2 separate regions of the Homo sapiens genome follow, and region 1 is linked to region 2. A link is a contact called in ENCODE Hi-C or POLR2A ChIA-PET data. All regions are on one chromosome and are shown on one strand. Each heading gives the region's core, a stretch centred on a gene start or an enhancer-like site at or near the end of the contact. The rest is flanking DNA. Distances are from core to core; before and after follow the strand shown.

Region 1 (6,273 bases), core at 1,195-3,694, 45 kb after region 2:
CTTATTAAAGTTTTTTTTTTCAAGCTAGTTTCTCAGTGAAACTTTTCATTAAAAAAGAATTGGAGTTCCTACTCATTTTTGGTTACATTTTTGCTTAGGCTTTTCATACTTTGTTATTGTTACAAATGAAGATTTTCCTTTCTACTTTCCAGGTTATAATTGTTGGCACATAGAAAAACACTTTTCTAAGATATTGCTTTTGTATCCAACCACCTAATTTACAATCTCATTTTTAACACGGCATTTGCAATTGATTTTTTTCGTTTCTTGTGTTAAATTATAACATCTTCAAATAATGACAGTGTTTTTTAAAAAATCCTCTTCTTTTCCAAGTGTTAAAAAATATTATTCCTAACATTTCTTATTAAAATGACCAGAACTCCCAAATTTTCAAATTAAAAGAGTACTCTGCCTTCTGGTTTTTGTTTTAGTGAGAATGCCTGCTGTGATCTAAATGTTGAAATCCTAACCCCCAAGGTGATAGTATTAGGAGATGGGGCCTTTGGGAGATACTTAGGTCATGAGGAGCCCTCATGATTGGGATAAGTGCTCTTATAAAAGAGACCCCAGAGAGCCGGCTATCCCCTGCCACATGAGAGGACACAGCAAGAAGGTACCATCCATGGGGAAGGAGGAGACTTCCTTGTCAGACACCGAATCTGCCAGTGCCTTGATCTTGGACTTTGCAGGCTTCAGAACTGAAAGAAATAAATTTCTGTTGTTTACAAGCTACCCAGTTGATGGTATTTCATTATCGCAGCCCGAAGGGACTAAAGCAATGCCTTTATTGTTTAAATGTCAGGAATGGCATTCACTGTGATTATAGTAGAATGCTGTTATAATAGTCAGTATAAGTACATTGATGGTCCTAGGCAGTGGTCCTCTGCTCCTGGTTTACAATGAGTTTCCTCTCAGTAATGATGACTGAGTTGTAATTGATTATGCTCAGGATTTATTGAGATGACCATATATTTTCTTTTTTTAAGGAAAATTTCTATTATTTTAATTATTTTTATGTACAGAAAACTCAACAGCGTACATTTAACCCAGTTTAGTCGCAAGTTCTTTAGCCTTCGCCTTTTTTAGCTTGGTGATGCGAGCCACAGACTTGGGACCCAGGACATTACCTCCCCAGTGACAGCAGATCTCATCGTATCTGTCGCTGTAATTGGTCCTGATAGTTTCCACCAGCTTAGCCAAAGCTCCTTTGTCTTCCAAGTTAACCTGTGCGAAGGCAGCAGTGGTGCCTCTCTTCTTGTGGACTAGAAGTCCCAGTCTTGACTTCCCCTTGATAAAGCAGTAAGGGCCCCCCATTTTTTATGACACAGGGCAGGCAGGAAGACAACCAGCTAGAAGAAAGCACTAGCTGAAGAGCATATTTTGACCAAAAGCAGTAAATTTCAAAGCTAGCTGGGTAGCAACTGCTCTGGGTTAAAAAGTTCACGTATCTGCCCTTCAAGGCAGATGACTATATATTTTCTAATGTTTCCTATGGGTTTGATGTGTGATATTTAGATTTCTCCATAGCAAGCAATTCTCCCATTCTTGGGTTAGATGCTGTTAGGGGAAGGGTCACTCTGGCAGAGGCAGGTCTGCACACCTGGGTTGTTGCTTTTGCACACACACACCCGCCCCATTTTACACTGCACACCGCAGAACTTCACCGTTTCACACATTCAGAAATGAAGGCCTCCGTGGTGTAAACAAGTTGCCCAAAGCAACACAGCTTCCAGGACGGAAACCTTTGGATTGTTGGTCCAGTCGATTTAACTGTATCTGAATGGTGTTTGATTGCTTGTGTGATCCTGGCTGGGAATATTCTCCTTTCTGGACTTCAGTTTCCCCATAAGACCATATACTCTTCTGTAGACATTCATTCTACAGTCCAGGAGAGTACCTGGAAGGGACATTAATTTCTCTCTCCCTTTTCCCCACGGCCTATGCATTATTGTTTCAAGCCCATCTCCCCCATGGCCCATCTACCCGCAGCCAGCTCTGACCTGAAGGCCGGGTCAAAGGGGTGCTAGGAATTCCAGGTCGGTGATTGGCCTTCTTCTCTTACTCTATGTAGACTCCAGCCTACAATTCCTAGTAGGGAAAGAATAACCATCTCTAATTTGCAAGAGCTCAGGGTCTCGGGTACAGACAGGAACTGGCCCCTGCCAGGGGCATTCCCAGGGCGTTGCTCCTGGGATGGGCAGAGGGACCAGTGGGCAGGCCAGTAATGCCAACATTCAGAGGGTCCTCCTGCGGGCGGGGGCTTCCTGGAGGAGGTGGCCCTCAAGAGGGGCTTGCTTTCGATAGTGGGGGTGTTGTATTCCGTGCGGAAGGACCCTCCCGTTGTGTGGAGGAACCGCACAGTCCCTTTAATGTGGTATGCTGGTACAGTCACTCCATCTTGACGCCTAGCCCCACCCCCAAACGTTTTCAAGCCAAAGCAAACAGAAGCAAGGCCCAGGTTTAAACTTAAGAGGCTGCCTTCAGATTTTGTTTACTTATCCAGATTTGCAATCTTTCAGGACCCACCAAGGCCAGTTTCTTTTTCAGACTTTGCACTAGGCTATGAGGGCAGGGGGTGGCGGGCAGGGCAACGTCCCATACCGTCTAAATCGCGCCCATACGCTGCCACCTGGGAAAGGGGGCAGAAAGGGGCGGCGGTGCTCTAAAGTGAGGCGGAGCTGGAGGGCTCTGAGGAAATGCCCCGGGGCACCCCCTCCCCAAGGCAGCCTGGAGTGGACGCGCGGCTGCCAGGCTTCCCGCGGAGGACGCGACCCCGGCGGTGCCCGAGGCTGGCGCGCCCTCTCGCGGCCACGCCGGGAACGCCGCCGGCTGAGACCCTCGCGTCCTCGGAGAAGCCTGTGGTTGGTTCCAGCCTAGGCCCGGCGGGCAGCAGCCCACGCTGGGTGTTTGAGGGCAGTGAGGAAAAGGACCTGTCTGCAGAGATCGTCTCTGCTGCAGTCCTTCTGCAGTCCACGCTGGGGAATGCCCTGGTCAGCGCGACAGAGTCCTCCGCTCTCCCCGGCATCCCCTGTCCAAGCATTTCTCCTCTGCCCCCAGCTGTCAGCTACCCCTCCCCTTGCCTCTTTTGCTCGACTCCTTGAATTAACTCAGCCTCGTAGGGGTGTTGATGACTGCTTATTCCTCCCTTTACCTCTAGCCCAGCAGGATATTTCACAACTTTCCTCCAAAGCAGCGGTCAAGATCTGAGTTAGCTCCACGGCTTGCTGACTCTCCTCATGCTCGGGTTCCTCATCTATGAAACGGGGATAACTGTAGTATCTGCGTCCTGATTTGGTGTAAGGTTAGTGAGTTACTACGTGTGTAGCAGACCCGTGCCTCCACACATTCCCTCGGTGCCCCTCCTTCTTCCTGTGCCCCTGTCCTCTGCGTGCCTTCTCTGTGGGGAGACAGCCAGCATCTTCTTGCTTCTCTGTTGCAGGGCTGTCCCAGGCTGCTGGAGCCTCCCTGGACCACATGCAGCAGCCTGGAAGTGCCAGGGATCAGGGGACGTATTTACCTATATTAGAGTTCCCCAGAGAAACAGAACTTATGGGATTACATATATACATGTATACATATGCGTGTGTGTATATATACGTATATGTATGTATGCATGTGTGTGTATACATATATATGTGTGTGTACATATATATATATGAGAGAGAGAAATCGATTTATTATAAGGGATTGCCTCATGATCATGAAGGCTGACAAGTCCCAAGATCTGCATTGGCAAGCCAGGAGATCCCATGGTTGGTTCCAGTCCTAAAGCTGCCAGGCTCAAGAGCCAATGTTTCAGTCCAAGTCCAAAGGCAAGAAGCAAGTTGATGTCCCAACTTGAAGGTAGTCGGGAAGGAGAAATTCCCTCTTAATTGGAGGACGTTCCACATTATTGTTCTATTCAGGCCTTGAGCGGATTGGACAAGGCCCACCCACATTGCAGAGGTCAATCAGCCTTACTGATTTAAATGTTAATCTCATCTAAAAACACCCTATCACAGAAACACTCAGAATGTTTGACTAAACATCCAGACAACCTGCGACCCAGCCAAGTTGGCACATAAAAGTAACCATCACAGCCCCCGAGGGCAGATCTTCATCATGACAGGTGGTTGGGGAAGCAGGAGCCACACTGCAGCTCCACTCTGCACTCTCGCCTGGCCTCCTTCCCTTCCCAGTCCCAATTCCTCACTCCCTGGGTTTTCCTGAGGCCTACCCCTTAGTAAATTACTTTCAAGTGAATCTTCCTTCAAGGGTAGGAATCTGCTCCTTGACATTCCTTATTCACCATCCTTCTGCCCGGGTTGGACGGATCCCCTCCTGGTGCTGGAACAGTCTGTTCCTTCCACAGGATGCTCAGAATGTAAACCATCATTGCAAAGACTGAGGCTTCACAAGGAAGATTCCTTCAAACTCATGGTAAAACATAAACTGAAAACATGAGAAATTGCATATTTTTCTGCCCATCTCCTGGGCACACAGAAGGACACAAAGAGCTTGGCTCCTCACATCACCTTCATGGGCACTTTATCAACGATAACATGAGAACAAGTCTGGCTGATAACAGGATTACGTGATTGTAATTAGATGGATAATTATTCACACGTGGAAGGGTTTGATGACTGGGTCTTGAGAATAGGAGCTATAAATACACATATTAGAAAAGGATTCCATTAAAAGTGAACCTAAAGCAATTGAAAAGCTTCTGATGGATCATTAGCCATTTAAAGAGATTTTTGTTGCTAATGTGTCACTCTTTTCACCTTTTACTAAAAAGCTTCAAAAAGGAAATCAAAGCATCTGACATTGTAATGTAAATCAATGGGGAGAAGGCATTAAATTTATAAAAGTTCAGTTTTTATGCAGCTTCTCCTAAACCCAGCTGTGATACAAATTGAAGTCTACTTTGTGTACATTGGCATAAAATGAGGTCCATTATAAACATATATTTTAGTAAATTCAATGTGATGTAGATGCAGGTTGAATACAGCAGCCAGTTACTTAAATTGAATGGGCTGAATTTCCCAGAAGAAAATCTGAAATGAACATGAAATGCTGTTACTCTGCTTCAACTAACCAGACACTCTTTAGACGAAAGTGTGCCAGGTGGAATATCATTTCATATAGTGTTTTCAGATATCCAACTGATCTTCCACATTTGCCCAGCCCTGCCCTGGTAAGCAATTACACAAAAATGAAACACCCAATGTTTGCTTATTAATTTATGCCACGGACAGCTATCAGTTGCATTTAATAGGCTTCTAGTCCAGGAATCAGCCAAGAACAAGACTCTTGAGCATAAAAGGATAAATTTAAAACACAGACTTCTTTTAAGAAGGCAGATTTGTTATGGCACACATATATATGTGATGTCTGTGTATTTTACACTGTAAAGACATACATCAAATGTAGTAGTGATTATCTGTGGTATAATTGTTAAAATTATAGAATAGCATAAATAATAATTTTATCTACACTCATGTATCCACCATCAAGCTTAAAAATGTAACACCTTAAAGCAATGCAGTTGAAACCCCCTGTGAATGCCTCCAGGACCATGTCTGCCTGCTCATGTTCCCTAGAGCTGAACATTATCTTGAATCTGCTATTCACCGTTCCCATGCATTCATTTCAACATTCACCACAAATGTATGCATCCTCAAACACTGTCTAGTATGTTTAAACTTTAATAAATGAATGCATCATAACACATGAAATCCTCTGCAAGTTGGCTTTCTGCTTGTGTTTGTGACATTCTTCTGGTTTTGTTTTTGAGAAGGAGTCTCGCTCTGTCGCCCAGGCTGGAGTGCAGTGGTGCCATGTCTGCTCACTGCACTGCAACCTCTGCCTCCCAGGTTCAAGCTATTCTCCTGCCTCAGCCTCCCGAGTAGCTGAGATTACAGACATGTGCCACCATGCCTGGCTAATTTTTGTATTTTTAGTAGGGACGGAGTTTCACCATGTTGGCCAAGCTGGTCTCGAACTCCTGACCTCAGGTGATCCACCCACCTTGGCCTTACAAAGTGCTGGGATTACAGGCATGAGCCACCGTGCCTGGGCTGTTTGTGAGATTCTTCTGTGGGGATCTGTATAGCTGTAACTCACTCATGTTTATAGCTGTTATTTTATATTGTGTAAGTAATCACTGTTCATTTACTCATCATATTCTCCTGTGGGTGGATATTTAAGTTATTTCTAATTGTTTGCCCTTGTCAACACTGAGACTATGAAAAATCTTTATTTATGTATATGAACCATTTGAAAATAAGTTGC
Region 2 (6,026 bases), core at 2,491-4,990:
TAGAAAATTAAGTAGACCTGCTTAAAATTTATAAAAAGTTAAAAAATAGGAAGAATTCAAGAGTAAAGAAAGCCATCTGGACTGGACCTGAAATTTTCTTTTTGGAAGATTTTTAAAATCACACATTCACCTTCTTTAAACAGATGTATGATACTGAGATTTTTTTCTATTTTTTATCAATTTTCATAAATTGTGGTTTTCTTGGATTTATCCATGTCATCTCTATTTTCAAATTTATTAGCATAAAGTTGCTCATAATATCCTCTTATCTTTTTACAGCTTTATTGAGGTATAATTGATATACACAAAAACTGCATATACTTAATGTATACAATTTGATGAGTTTGGACACATATACGCACCCATACCACCATCACCACAATCAAGGTAATAAATATACCCATCAACCCCTGAAGTTCCTTGTGTCTCTGTGCTTTAGTGTGTGTGTGTGTGTGTGTGTGTGTGTGTGTGTGATCATGTATCATGAGATCTACTCTCCTCAATGTTTAAGTGAAAACACTGTATTATTAACCACAGGCACAATGTTGTACAGCAGATCTCTAGAATTTATTCATCTTGTATAATGGTGACTTTATACCCACTGAGCAACAACTCTCCATCTCCCCCTTCTCTCCTTCCCTGGCAACCACCATTCTATTTTCGGCTTCTAAAAGTTTGACTATTTTAGATTTCTCATATAAATAAAATTATGCAATATTTGTTATTTTTTGACTAGCTTATTTTACTTTGCATAATGTCTTCCAGGTCTACCCATGTTGTTAACAAATTTCCTTCGTGTTTAAGGCTGAATAATATTCCATTATATATACAGTGCCACATTTTCTTTATCCATTTATCTGTCAGTAGACAATTGGGTAGTTTCCCAACACAAATGCCTTGGCTGTTGTACATAATGCTACAATGAACATGAGAATGCAGATATGTCTTTGAGATTCTGACTCCAATTATTATGGATGTATACCCGGGAATGGGATTGCTGGATAACATGCTAGTTCCATTTTTAATTTCTTTGTGAAGGCTCCATACTGTTTTCCATAGTGACTGCATTTCACATTTCTACCAACAGTGTACAAGAGTTCTGATTTCTCCATATCCTTGCCAACACGTGTTATCTTTAATTTAAATAAGAGCCATTCTAACATTGATTAAGATGTTACCTGGGGGATTGTCATAAGTGGCCTTTATTATGTTGAAATACATTCCTGCTAAACCTAGTTGGTTGAGTGTCTTTATCATGAAGGATGTGGAATTTTATCAAATGCTTTCTCTGTATCTATTGAGATGATCATGTGATTTTTATCTTTCATTCTGTTAATCTGGTGTGTCACATGTATTGATTTGCGTATGTTAAAATATCCCTGCATCTCAGGGATAAACCACACTTGATCACGGCATGTGATCTTTTCACTGTGTTGTTGCATTTAATTTGCTAATATTTTGTTGGGAATTTTTGTATCTTTACTCATCGGAAATAGTGACCTGTAGTTTTCTTTTCTTGTAGTGTCTTTGTCTGGCCTTGGTATCTGGGTAATACCAACCTCATAAAATGAAGTTGGAAGTATTTGCTCCTCTTCAATTTTTCGGAAGAGTTTGAGAAAAAATGGCATTAATTCCTCTTTAAGTGCTTGATAGAATTCACCAATGACATCATCTAGTCCTGGGCTTTTCTTTCTTGGGAAGTTTTTGATTGCTGATTCAATCTCCTTACTCATTATTGGTCTGTTTAGATTTTCTGTTTCTCCATGATTCAGTCTTGGTAGGTTGTATGTTTATAGGAATTTCTCCATTTCTACTACGTTATGCAATTTCTTGATGTATAATTGTTCATAGTAGTCTCTTATGATCCTTTTTATTCATGTGGTGTCAACTGTAGTGTTTCCATTTTCATTCCTAATTTTATTTATCTGAGTCTTCTTTCCTTTTTTGTTAGTTAAGTCAGTCAAGGGTTTTGCCAATTCTATTTATCATTTCAGAAAACTAATTCTTAGTTTTGTTGATTTTTTTCTATTGTTTTTCTAGTTCCCATTTTATTTATTTCTGCTCTAATCTTTACTAACTTTCACTAACTTTGGGTTTAGTTTGTTCGTCTTTCTCGAATTCCCTGAGGTGTAAAGTTAGGTTGTTTATTTGAGACCTTTCTTCTTTTTTAAGGCAGGCATTTTTCACTATGAACTTCCCTCTCATTACTGTTTTTGCTGTACTCCATAGTTTTAGTATGTATTGTTTTCATTTTGTTTCTCTCAAGGTATGTCTTGATTTCTCCTCTGACTCATCGAATGTTCAGGAGTGCATTGTTAAATTTCCACATTTTTGTGAATTTTCTAATTTACCTTCTGTTGTTAATTTCTGATTTCATACCATTGTGGTCAGAGAAGATATTTGATATGATTTAAATCTTAAATATGTGAAGACTTATTTTGTGGTCTCATATGTGATCTATCCCAAAGAATGTTCCGTATGTGCTTGAGAAGAATGTGTATTCCTCTGCAGTTTGGTAGAATGTACTACATCAAGGGAGTCCAATCTTTTGGCTTCGCTGTGCCACATTGAAAGAATAATTGTCTTGGGCCACACATAAAATACACTAACAATAACAATAGCTGTTGAGCTAAGAAAAAAATTGTGACAGATCTCATAATGTTTTAAGAAAGTTTATGAATTTGTGTTGGGCTGCATTCAAAGCCATCCTGGGCTGCATGTGGCCTGTGGGCCACGGGTTGGACAAGCTTGCTCTACATATATCCATTAGGTCCATTTGGTGTATAGTGTGGTTCAAGTCTGATGTTTCCTCATTGATTTTCTGTCTGGATGTTCTATCCATTGTTGATTTGATGTGTTGTAAAATGTCCATTAGATTTGTTTTAATCATGTGTGATAAAATACATGGGCACAGAAATGACTATCATGAAGGAAGATTTTTGTATTAATATCTACAGTTCCATAGAAGCAGAAGGCACAGCATGCCACAGAGAAATACATGGGGAAGCAGCAGGGTCAGTCAGGAGCAGAGGGAGTGAGGGGGAAACATGGGCAAGAGTATTGTGTTGGTTGTGTGTGTGTGTGTGTATGTGTTTGTGTGTGTGTATGTGTGTGTGCATGTGTGTGTATGTGGAAAGAGATGCCAAGGCAGGGTAAGTGTGCTAAGTAGGTTTATGATTGGCTAATTGGAATAATTTCAGCAGGCTCTAGGGAGAAGGGCCGCCCCTGGTTGTCAGAAACCTGGACCTGGGGTGATTGGAGCAGGGAAATAATGGCAAGGCATGTGAGAGCTCAACAAAGGGGGTTGTTGAACTGGTTTATTTGCATATGAAAGGAACCCTTGCAGGTAAGTTCTTCACTATGTCTAGGAATTGGGTAGCCCTAAGAGGAAAAGTCTATTCAGGATCAGCCCTAAGAGAGGGAAGTCTCTGAGATGGGAAGGCTCTCTAAGATCAGCAAGGCCCCAGATGCCAAAATGTTAGAAAATAAAAAGGCATGATTAATACATATCTGATAGATTTGTAGCAGCATCAAATTTTTTTAACTCCTAATATTGGTATTTGTGCCGTCTCTCTTTTTTTCTTGCTTATTATTGCTATTGCTTAGCGTTTATCAATTTTATTGCTCTTTTAAAAGAACAAACATTTGTCTGTGTACTAATACATTCCCAACTTTTTATGGCATAAATTAATGGCTACTTGAATTCCATCTGGTGGAGTATGAACTCTAGCACAGTGAGTAATAATGAGTCACTTTTATTGGATACCACTGAATGCAGGACTTTACTGTGATCACTGTGTGGGCAGTGATAACAACTCAGAAATAACATGCAGAGATAACAACCTCATCCTCCGCTCTTCTCATAGACACACAGAACCTTTAGAAATTCATCACTGTGGCAATGTCTTCACAGAGTGGTCCTTGGAGAACCAGCATAAGAATCACCTGAGGACCTTGTTAAAAACTCAAATTCTACATCCCCACCTCAGACCTACCAAATCAAACATACAGCTAGTAATATGCATTTTTGGAAAAATACCTTAGTGAATCTTTTGTAAGATAAAAGTTTTAGAATCATAAAAATTTCAGAATAAGAAATCTAATGGAAAAGGCACAGACCTCACAATTTGAGTTTGCCTTATTTAAATGAGAAAGATATGACATGGCCATATAGGAAAATGCACATAAGTGTTTGCAGAAATCCCATTGCTAGGAACTACATCATGGTTCTGAATCTATTGCCAATCCTCTGACCTTGGCCACCTTGCTGGCCTCCACATCCCTGGGGTGCTTGGTACAAATCTTATTTGTCAAGTTCAAATGGCTGAAGCTTTAAAAACTGCAATCAGAAAGCTGAGGCTGCTGGATCTGCTTCAAGTTCCCCAATCAAGAGTCTCAATTTTAATCCTGGAAGCAATTGATTATAAAGAAGCCTAACGAGATCTGAGTTTTAGTGGCCTCCATTAATTACCTAAATGGAGGGTGAGACTTCACTTGGACAAGGACTGGCACCAAATCCTGCTTCAGCCTTTTAGAGCTGGCTCATAAATCAGAGGATAAGACCAAAAAGAATTTTAAAATTGGACAGAATCATGATCCCATCCAAGAGCCATTTTTATATAATCCTATCCCTGCTTGGTAATTACTAGGCTATGACAATTAATTACTTGCTTTGGATTAAAACCCATTCAGTGCTAGATGGATCATATTTTAGTCTGGTAAGATAAATTGTACTACATTTTACCTGTGCAGAGGTATCAGTAGATGGAGAATGATAAGCTGAACAAAAATGGTTTATTAAAAATAGTCCAGGGACAATTAGTACCTAAACAGCCTGCAGATTCTTTTTTAAAAGGGGTTTTTACTGACTCATAGAGAGCTGGAGTTTCTAAAGTCTTTACAAAAGAACAGCTTCATTCAGCTTCTATATTGAGAACATAGAAATAGTAGTTAGTGCAGGCAAGTCCAGTTTTCAGAAAACTTGAAATGTAGAAACTCAGATTTGCAAACTTTGTAAATAAGGGGATACTCATTACAAAGCTGGGCTGGCTTCCTACCCAGCTCCTGTTCCCTGTAGATATATTCACTAAGCCATTTTCCTGCTGAATCTTGAAATAATGCATGTGGGGGGATTTCAAGAGCCCTCTTATGTCTCCAAACCATATCCTATAACCACCCTTATGCCTCAATCTAGTAATAATAGCAACAACATTTATTAAGCCCTTAGTAGTTACCAAATAATATTTTCAATAATTTTAGGCTTTATTTCATTACATCCTCACAATAACTCTATGAAGTAGGCACTATTATCATCTGCATTTCACCTAGGAGAAACTGAGGCTCAAAATAGCTAGTTAACCTTCCCAGGATCACTGTATCAGTTCTATTGCTGTGTAGCAAACTACCCCAAACCTACTAGATTAAAAGAATAAACATGTATTTGGCTCATAATTCTGTGGATCAGCAATTTTGGCTGGGCTCAGCTGGGTGGTTCTAGACTTGCATGAGGTCTCTGTGGCATGTGTAGTCAGATGCACATCAGATGTGCTCATCTTGACTGGGTTCTTACACAAGTCCGGAGCCTTAGGTGGAACAGCTGAGCTGACTTGTCTCTGCCCCTGTAGGCTAGTGCAAGCATGCTCACATGGCAGCTAAACAGGATTCCAAGAGAGGAAGCTGAGGTATGCAAGTCCTCTTGGGCTGTAGGTTAGAACTGGCACCGCATCACAATTCTGCCCCTTTCTTTTGCCCACAGCATGTCACAGGCTAGCCCAGATTCAAAAGATAGAAAAATAGATTCCTCCTCTTGATAGAAAGAACTGCAAAATTACATTGCAAAGAATGAGAATATAGGGAGGTGTGGAGAATTGAGGCTATTTGGGTTTTTTTTTTTTTTTTTTTTTTTTGGCCATCCATCTACCTGGTTATATAATCGGTCAATTGTAGAGCCAACATTCAGGGGATCCCTTGACTGCACAGCCAGCACCCCGACCACTTTGCCATACTGCCTTCATAACAATGGTTTA

What was found. A loop is a pair of places that touch in the nucleus more often than their neighbours do. ChIA-PET counts read pairs that join two places held with the same protein, here RNA polymerase II (POLR2A). Pooled maps may share reads with other maps.
Region 1: a map of PC-3 shows a loop between it and region 2 (2.3-fold over the local background). The contact joins two enhancer-like sites. A Hi-C loop is called at or near these places in 3 of 168 maps with a recorded cell type or tissue (DLD1, PC-3 and endothelial cell of hepatic sinusoid) and 1 of 50 pooled maps. POLR2A ChIA-PET finds 5 or more read pairs at or near these places in 2 of 52 experiments (PC-3 and activated T-cell).

What each region holds. Positions count from the first base shown.
Region 1 is chr20:4,589,952-4,596,224 of GRCh38, forward strand. It overlaps the pseudogene RPL7AP12. Among named protein-coding and RNA genes, the nearest start is that of PRNP, 93 kb to the right of the region's middle. RefSeq lists a silencer at 2,762-2,911. Within about 2 kb of position 2,445, at least 5 of the 41 ENCODE cell types and tissues checked have a DNase peak (open chromatin) inside an H3K27ac peak, as active enhancers do; they include PC-3, where a contact is called at or near this core.
Region 2 is chr20:4,543,216-4,549,241 of GRCh38, forward strand. No RefSeq gene overlaps it. Among named protein-coding and RNA genes, the nearest start is that of PRNP, 140 kb to the right of the region's middle. RefSeq lists an enhancer at 3,036-3,777. Within about 2 kb of position 3,741, at least 5 of the 41 ENCODE cell types and tissues checked have a DNase peak (open chromatin) inside an H3K27ac peak, as active enhancers do; they include PC-3, where a contact is called at or near this core.